Linked DNA regions of Homo sapiens: region 2 is linked to region 1. Evidence: read pairs that join two places in POLR2A ChIA-PET (ENCODE). Cell type or tissue: endothelial cell of umbilical vein. All regions are shown on one strand. Links, peaks and the distances in the headings refer to the core of each region. The heading gives the core; the rest is flanking DNA. Region 1 has its middle 36 kb from the start of LINC02427. Region 2 overlaps SORBS2 (sorbin and SH3 domain containing 2).

Region 1 (4,400 bases), core at 204-4,203:
TACCATTCGTTATAATCAATGCTACAATAACCTTGTAGGTTTGGTTCCTCCTCTTCAGAAATTACAATGTCTTCCCTATAGTTATGCATAAACATCTTTTATGTACAAGTGCTGGAAAATTTTAATCTCCAGATACAAGGCCATGGAAAAGGTTTTAGATATGCTACATATTATTCAGCAAACATTTATTAAACTGTCCATGGGCCAACCACTGTTTTAGGGCTGTGGGACAGAAAGATCAATAAATACAAGACCTTTGGCTGGAGAAACTCACAGTTCTTGGCCTGGAATGAACAACCAACAAATCATTGCAATTCTATGTGATGTGCATTATTGTAGCATCATAATGATCTTTTCTTTTTCATATGTTCCCCCAAATGACAATGGCCCAACAAAATGTAAATGGAGGTTACAGGGATCCAGCATCTTAAACAATTCTTCTATGCTCCCTCTCCAGGTTCCTCTGCCAAGATGCAAATACTCCAAGAATGACAATGCCTTTATCAAATCCATTCTCTCTTACTTGAAGTCAGCCTGAGGTCATAGGATGCAACTTTCCCCAGATAATTTTGCCCCATCCTTCATAAACCTTCAAATCTAGCCTGTGACAGACTTCAAAGACAAAACAAAACAAAACAAATTTTCCTGTTATTCACATTTTTAAAAACACCTGTTAACTTCATCACTTTATTCTTTTTCCAATATCAGTGTAGAAACCACAAATTGCTTTGAAAATAATACATTATTAACATCATCAAACATCAAAAATATCAGGCAGAACAAATAACTTTATAGAGTTTGTCTAAATAAGACAATTGGAAAGACAAACTTTTAAAGTATCCTAATTTAATAGAAAATTGTTCAAAATACGATGAAGCAAACAGAAAAAAAACTTAGGAACCAGTATCATGAAAAGAAAGTAAATACAGTGAGCTGAGCTTTGGGTGTGTTTATCATGAAAATGGAAAATGAGAAGGAGCCAACATGCAGTGATCTGAATAAAAGGTGTTATTACTAACATATTTTAGTAATAAGCAAACTGAACTATATTCATCCCTTCATCTACTCAATGACCAAAAGGAATAATGCTTTAGGTTTGCGCAACTTTGGTTAAAAGGATGAAAAACCTTTTGAGCTATTTAAAAAGCAACTAATTGGGCCAGGCGTGGTGGCTCATAATTCTAGCACTTTGGGAGGCCAAGGTAAGAGGATCACTTGAGCTCAAGTATTTGAGACCAGCTTGGGCAACATAGTGAGGCCCCACTTCTCCAAAAAAAATTTTCAATTAGTCAGGCATGGTGGCGCACACCTGTAGTCCCAGCTACTTGGGAGGCTGAGGTGGCAGCATCTCTTGAGCCTAGAAGTTTGAGGCTGCAGTAAGCTATGATTGCACCCCTACACTTCAGCCTGGGTGACAGAATGAGACCCTGTCTCAGAAAAGAAAAAAAAAAGTAACTGAAATTAAATTAGACCAACTGTAGGATTAATTTAATTTAATTTGGAGTAGTTTAGGAAAACATGTTTCCTGAAGAAATGACAACCAAAGAATGACAGACACTTCCTTAAATATCTAAAAAGCTGCTAATGTCTTTGTTTAGATAGCTGTCACTGACAAAGGACCAACAATGATGGCTTTTACTTTTATAAAAATTGTAAGACTTTGGGTTAAAGATGACAAAATGAAGCCTAATAACAAGTTCTACCTCTCTTAACACCTAAAGACAACAGAAAAAGCACAAGTCACCTGGAGTAACCAGACACAGAAACAGGTCAGGCTGTAAACTTCAGAAGGAGACGATGGTCAACAAAAAGGGAAAGAAAATGTTGGCAAGGCCCATCCAGGTGCCAGATCCGCTCCCACCAAAGAAAAGAGGTCTGGAGCCACTGGGCAGTACACAACAGGCAGTGTCTAGGGCCACAAAGCCATAAGGACCTCCAAGGACATTTCAGATCTCAAAAAAATGTTATCCTATCAAAATGAAAAATATAAGAATAAAAATTAATTAAAATGTTAGGTCTATACTATAAAAACCCTTTCAAAAATTTTATAGGAAAATTATATTTAGTCTGGGCGTGGTGGCTCACACCTGTCATCCCAGCACTTTGGGAGGCCAAGGCAGTTGGATTGCTTGAGCCCAAAAGTTCCAGACCAGCCTGGGCAGCATGGCAAAACCCTGTCTCTACCAGAAACACAAAAATTAGTGGGGCGTGGTGGCACACGCCTCTAATCTCAGCTACTTGGGAGGCTGAGGCACGAGAATTGCTTGAACCCAGAGGCAGAAATTGCAGGGAGCTGGGATTGCGCCACTACATTCTGATCTGGGTGACACAGCAAGACTCTGTCTCAAAAAAAAAAAAGAAAAAAAAAAGATTAGCATTGACTTCACTTTTACTTTAGTCATTTTTTTCTGTTAAATTCAAGTAAAATACAACCACCCAAGTAAAAAAAAAAAATCTTGTTGAATTAGCTCAATGGAAGAAGGAGATGATGAAGATAAGAACGGTAAATAGAAATGACTCAATCTGAACAGAGACACATGGGCTGAAAAAAATAGAGTCTCAGGAAGCCTTGAAATAACAAAAGTTCTAGCGTTCATTTCACTGGAGTCATACAAGGAGAAAAGACATCATAAGAAGCTGAAAAAAGAATTTAGAGAAATAACAGCTGAAAACATCCCAAATTTGGTGAAAGACATAAGTCTTCAGATTCAAGAAAATCTGAGTGAACTCCAAGTTAAATAAATCCAAAGCAGTCCCTACCAAGACACATCATAATCAAACTTCCAAAAGCAAAAGGCAAAGAAAGCAATCTTTTTTTTTATTTTGTTTTTTTTTCTTTTTTTTTATTATACTTTAAGTTTTAGGGTACATGTGCACAACATGCAGGTTTGTTACATATGTATACATGTGCCATGTTGGTGTGCTGCACCCATTAACTCGTCATTTAACATTAGGTATATCTCCTAATGCTATCCCTCCCCCCTCCCCCCACCCCACAACAGGCCCCAGTGTGTGATGTTCCCCTTCCTGTGTCCATGTGTTCTCATTGTTCAATTCCCACCTATGAGTGAGAACACGCGGTGTTTGGTTTTTTGTCCTTGCGATAGTTTGCTGACAATGATGGTTTCCAGCTTCATCCATGTCCCTACAAAGGACATGAACTCATCATTTTTTATGGCTGCATAGTACTCCATGGTGTATATGTGCCACATTTTCTTAATCCAGTCTATCATTGTTGGACATTTGGGTTGGTTCCAAGTCTTTGCTATTGTGAATAGTGCCGCAATAAACACACGTGTGCATATGTCTTTATAGCAGCATGATTTATAATTCTTTGGGCATATACCCAGTAATGGGATGGCTGGGTCAAATGGTATTTCTAGTTCTAGATCCCCGAGGAATCGCCACACTGACTTCCACAATGGTTGAACTAGTTTACAGTCCCACCAACAGTGTAAAAGTGTTCCTATTTCTCCACATCCTCTCCAGCACCTGTTGTTTCCTGACTTTTTAACAAAGAAAGCAATCTTAAAAACAATCAGTAAGAAATGAAACGTTTCCTGCAGGGGAACACCAACCCAAATAACAACAGAAATCATCCAAAATCACAGAGGCCAGAGGAGGTGACGTGACAATTTGCAAGTCTGAAAGAAAACGTCAACTGCACATTCTATATTCAAAGAAAATATTCTTCAGAAAGGAAGGGGAAATAAATGAAAACGCCCTCAGACCAAAGAAAACAAAGAGAATTTGTCACTAGCACGCCTACCACTAAAGAATAGCTGAAGTAATTTTTCCAGATAGAAAGGAAATGATAACAGAAGAAGGCCAAGAACTTGAGAGGAAAGTAAGAACCATGGAATGAGTAAAACTAAAGATAAATATAATAGACTTGCCTTCTTCTTATGAATTTCTGAAATCATATTTGATGATTAAAGCAAAAATTGTAATAGCATATGTTGGAATGCTCAATATAAAAAAATAAATATTTGAAAGAATTATACCTAAAAAGTAGAGAGGATAAAGACCTAAATGAAAGTAAGTTTTCAATGCTCCACTGCAAGGAGTTAAATGTTGATAGCAATAGGCTAAGTTATAGATATATACTGTAATACCTACAGCAACCACCGAGAGAGCTATGTAAAGTGATATACTCAAATACAGTATAAATTAAACAAGATGGAATTTTAAAAGTGATCAAGTATCCCATGGGAAGACTAGAACAGGGAAACAGGAAACAAACAGAAAACAAATAATAAAATGGCAGAATTAAGCTCTAACACATCAAGAATTACTTTAAAAGTACATGGTCTATCAATTTACCTTTGATGTAAAGAATAGAGATGGCAGTTTAAAGAAAATAAAACATAACCCAACTACATGCCATCTACAAGAACCTC
Region 2 (4,400 bases), core at 100-4,099, 1.2 Mb after region 1:
CTGCAGGCAAACTTCCTGGAGCAGCCCAAGAAAGTCAGAGCCCCTCCTTTTCGTCACATTCAGTTGGAATTTTGGAAACCAAGCATAATGGAGAAATAACTTTTTTGGTATAGCCGGAAGATGAACCCTTGGGCACAGTTTCAAAGTCAAATATTTTACTGTAAAGTGGAAGAAGAAAATACCCAGATCTTTCTGCATAGTCAAGTGGCTTATGTTTTGCACGCATTGGAAAGAAGGGAAAACAAAAGCTGTCTTAGAAGACGAAATCAATCACATGAGGAGTGGCACTGCTCCAGAGAGCTGAGGTCTTCCTCTTAGGAATTACAGACTTTGGTTCCGTATAATTAGGCCCTGTGTTGCTCAACTTCCAAATAATTTAGAGAGAATTATCATGTGAGAGTGCACATATATACATTTTTTTCCAAAACAACCTTCTCAATATGTAGCAAAATGTAGTCAAGGAAGAAAAAAAATGAGAAGTTCTTTAGATTTCAGCCAAAACAATCACTTAAGCTCCAAGTCACTATATAAACACCATTAATACCTGTTAAAAGGTCGTGAATTCTGTAAGAGATGTTTGGAACAAACAGTGCTTCAGAACTACCCACAAAAATAAACAAAAAAGAGATCATATTATGTCACTGGGTCCAGACAGGATGATGAAACGGCTATGATCACGTATAAGCTTTATCTATCTTTCCAGAGAACAGTGTCAGGGACATATGGGTTACTTTCCAAATTTTGTTTAAAAAATATGAAAAACATCTGTGAAATTCTGGTAAGACAAAAAGAGTTTCTAATTCTTTGGATCGCAAAATGATTCTTCAGTTCTAATTAGCTATGATAAATTATGTTAATTCTAAATTATTATCATTCATGTGGGCATTTAATTTAAAAAGTGGCATTATTTGGAAAACAGTCTCTGCAATTTATTCTAATGTAGTTTAACACGAAGCAGCTACATTGCCTTTTTGGATATTTTCAGAAGTGTGAAAACTGTGAATATCACTTCAGGCTTTGCAGAATGGTACTCTACAATGAATCTGTGTCTGGCATCTGATTGGTGATAAAAAAAATTATTGGGAATAGATTATTAGTTATTCTGAGACAGAATTTTGAGAAACTTGTTGAAAGAGTCTTGTTTGAAGAGCCCATAAGGAACCTCCTCCTTCACACCCATACTCTGGCTAAGAATGTTGACTCTTTTTTCTTAATTAAAGGCTGAATCACTGATAATATTGTTGATATTAAGTGCCTACTAACCAGCAGCATGAGCTTTTAACACTTTTAATGTCACCCAAAAGCCTACCCAAAGTGCCCAGGAAAATAAACAGTTTTCTAAGATTCAGTATAATTTTATTTTGTTTTGTAGCTAAAATGCGCCAGAGCTGTATTCATGTCATCACAGTGGGAAGAAGGCAAACATCTGAGAAATTAATAAATCCCACAGCCGATCTGAGCTGTCACCCAACCCCAAAGGGCCTCAGTATCTGCATCTGTATATGGGGATAACTCAGTTCTCCAGAGTTTGTAACAGGCCTAGCACAGTGCCTGCACATGTAAGAGCTCAGAAAGTTATTTGTAAATTAGTAAATTAATTTATAAAATTGTAATAAATCAATAACCATTAAAAAAAAATAAAATAAAATAAATCCCACAGCCACTAAAAGCATATCGTATTTGGGGCACAACTCTGGCCATAGAGGCAAGCACCTGACATAACACAGATGGCTTCTTGCTGGTAGCATGGTGGCAACTTCGCTGAAAACACAGAGACAAGGACTGTTTCACTCTGTCTCCCTTAAGAACTTTGAAAACAGTTTTATGTCTTTGGAGAAGGAGCACCAATTTAGCTTGCATCATGGATCATATAGAACAGGGTATGTTTTAATGTGCTAAAACCTAAGCAATGTATTTAACAGAGCAATCTATTTCCATGAGGTTCGTGAGAAAATAATTCAGAGGCTCTAAGGGAAGTTGGGAGAAGAAAGGACAGCCCGTACCAGTGCACTCAAATAGCCAGAAAGAGCAGAGATGCTGATTGCTCCAAGCAGTAGTCTGAGTCTTATTCTATTCATTTCCTTAGAGTAATTTCCAGTATTTGTTAAGGCATACAGAATTTGGGGGCTTGAGGTAGGGAGTGTGTCTTATCCATGCTTGGAAATGTAACAGCTTTTGAAGTTTTGTAATGTTTCTTTTTTAAAGCAGGCATCTTTCTAGTTCCACTATCTCTGTGGAGTTGAGGAAAGAAAGTAATTCATAGACACAGGGCAGCACGCTGACCTTTCTTCAGTGAACGTCAAGGTCCTGGGCTCATAAGGGAATAAGGAAGAGGAACCTCAGTATATTAATCCATGGGCTCCAGCCACGTGGCAGCTACATATTTTCAATCACTTTGCTTACTTCAAACTTTTCTTGGTGTGCCATGTACATTAAGAACAGATAACTAAGAAGCAACCCTTCTCAGTGTTTTTGGCATCTACTGATCAGCACCTGACATTCCAAGTTATTTCCTCCTCTACTCGGCATGCCGATTTCTGTACTGTTGAACAGCAGGAAGTGCTTTCAAGGGTCTAATAAATTAGCCTTTCGTTGTTTCAACTTCCAAGTGAAGTTAACAATAAAAGAAGCTTAGTATGAAAAAGATCCAGGGTTTCTTAACCTACCTCTTGTTTCTTATTTTCTTTCAGTATTGGCTTTTTTTTGATGATGTTTGGGTGTTTGGGGAGTGGAAACACCATAAATTTGATCTTAAGCTGTGCTGGGACAACTTTTGCATGTTTTTATTGAATACTTGGGATATTCCACTGCCCAGAGAGTTAAAAAAAAAAAAAGACAAAAGGATGAGCAGCTAGTTAATAGTCTTCATAGCCACCAGTTATCCTTTAATCTAGTATTTTCTAGAGTGCTGTGATATTTGCAGAATTAACCCACAAAACAGTATCCTATGGGCCAACCGGTGATGAGACTGAGTTTGCCTTTGAGAACTCCGGTGGGTGTTCTAACCTAACTTTCCTACCTCTCTTCACTGTCATTTATATTGTTGCCTGAGGACTCTTCCTAATACCTAGCCAAAGTATGGGGGGCCTCTGCTGTCTGAGAGGTCAACTTCTAACAATTTAGTGTGACCTCAAGGCCACCCCATGACCTGACTCCATTCTCCTTTTTCACTCTCGTCTTCGGCCACCTCTCTCAATTTGCCAGACTATCTGCTCTCCCTGGAATCCACCATGGACGCTCATGCTGTTTCCCGAATCTGGATGTAGAATTTCCCTGACCTTTTTATTTACAAAATTCTACCCATCTTTCAAGATTTTCCTTTTCCTGAGTTGATTATTCTTTGTTTCTGTGTTCTCAAAACACTTTCCTTGAGCAATGCTAAATACTAGTTTCCTTCACGTCTGTTTCTCTCACCGCAGCATCTGTGAGATTAAGGATAGTGTCTTTTTCACCATTTATCTCTCACTGCTCCTAGTTCAGCACCTTGCATATCTTTCATGCTCAGTGTACTTAAAAACAAAAGAATCATACATAAGACGGTGTTGCCAGTTTATCATTTAATGAAGAGGCTTTTTTCTTTTATCAATTATGGTAAATCTTTGACTAGTTCAAAAAGGGATTTAGGCAGATCTATTTTTGAGCATTTCTCCTGTTAATATTTATATTGAACTTCAGCCTTTTGGGGTCAACAGCTAGAAACCATCACAGCCTGCTATAATCCATTAGTTACAAAAGGATGGAAATTATCCTGCAAAAAGCGCCAGGCTGCAGAGGTTCTTGTTTGGAATTATTACACTGCTGTTGGATATTCTAACTACCCACTTGTGTTCAAAGGAGAAGCGGCATTTGAGAAAGCTTCTAAATGTGGGTTCTGCCACCTACCATGTAGAACTCTATGCCAGTGGGTCAAACATACTTGCCGTCTAATTTAGCATCCCAATATAGATTCTAGCAGAGCTTCTTTGACATAGCTAATCTCTCTGAGTTTCAATTTCCTCACCTATAAACTTGGGAGTAACGACTTTGTGTGGCAAGAACCCCAAGTAATTAATCAAAATTCTAACTTTGTGCTTGGACATAGGGATTGATCATAAATGTGGGCTATTATTGTCTTGATCTTTGTTTTTGCTGTTGTTCATATAGTACTTATTAATATGGCTTCTAATTTCAGGTTTGTCATTTCTGTCGTTTTAATTTTATTTTATCAAATAAATTATCATAATAATCTTTTCATTGGCTCTCCTGTCCCTAGTTCTCCCCCTAATATTGATCTCTCTCCTTTTAATTCCAAGCTGCAATTGCAAGGCTAATATTTTGAAAGGAACACTGACTTCACATTATCTATTAATAAATTCTAAACCAAGCCCAACACAACATGATCCTAACCTAATTTTCAAGAA

The links. ChIA-PET counts read pairs that join two places held together with the same protein. Peaks named below come from ENCODE experiments on the same cell type or tissue, not always from the same donor. Only the 100,000 strongest peaks of a DNase experiment are listed, where the experiment ranks them.
Region 2: POLR2A ChIA-PET joins it to region 1 with 5 read pairs; 1 of 35 experiments calls an interaction of 5 or more read pairs at or near these places.

Annotation. Positions count from the first base shown.
Region 1 is chr4:184,571,375-184,575,774 of GRCh38, forward strand. No RefSeq gene overlaps it. Among named protein-coding and RNA genes, the nearest start is that of LINC02427, 36 kb to the left of the region's middle. In endothelial cell of umbilical vein, for the core only: no CTCF peak of the experiment used is centred there; DNase peaks (open chromatin) are centred at 2,547 and 3,707; H3K27ac peaks cover 1,757 bases.
Region 2 is chr4:185,721,511-185,725,910 of GRCh38, forward strand. All of the region lies in intron 3 of SORBS2 (sorbin and SH3 domain containing 2), which reads right to left. Among named protein-coding and RNA genes, the nearest start is that of SORBS2, 88 kb to the right of the region's middle. In endothelial cell of umbilical vein, for the core only: no CTCF peak of the experiment used is centred there; a DNase peak (open chromatin) is centred at 2,451.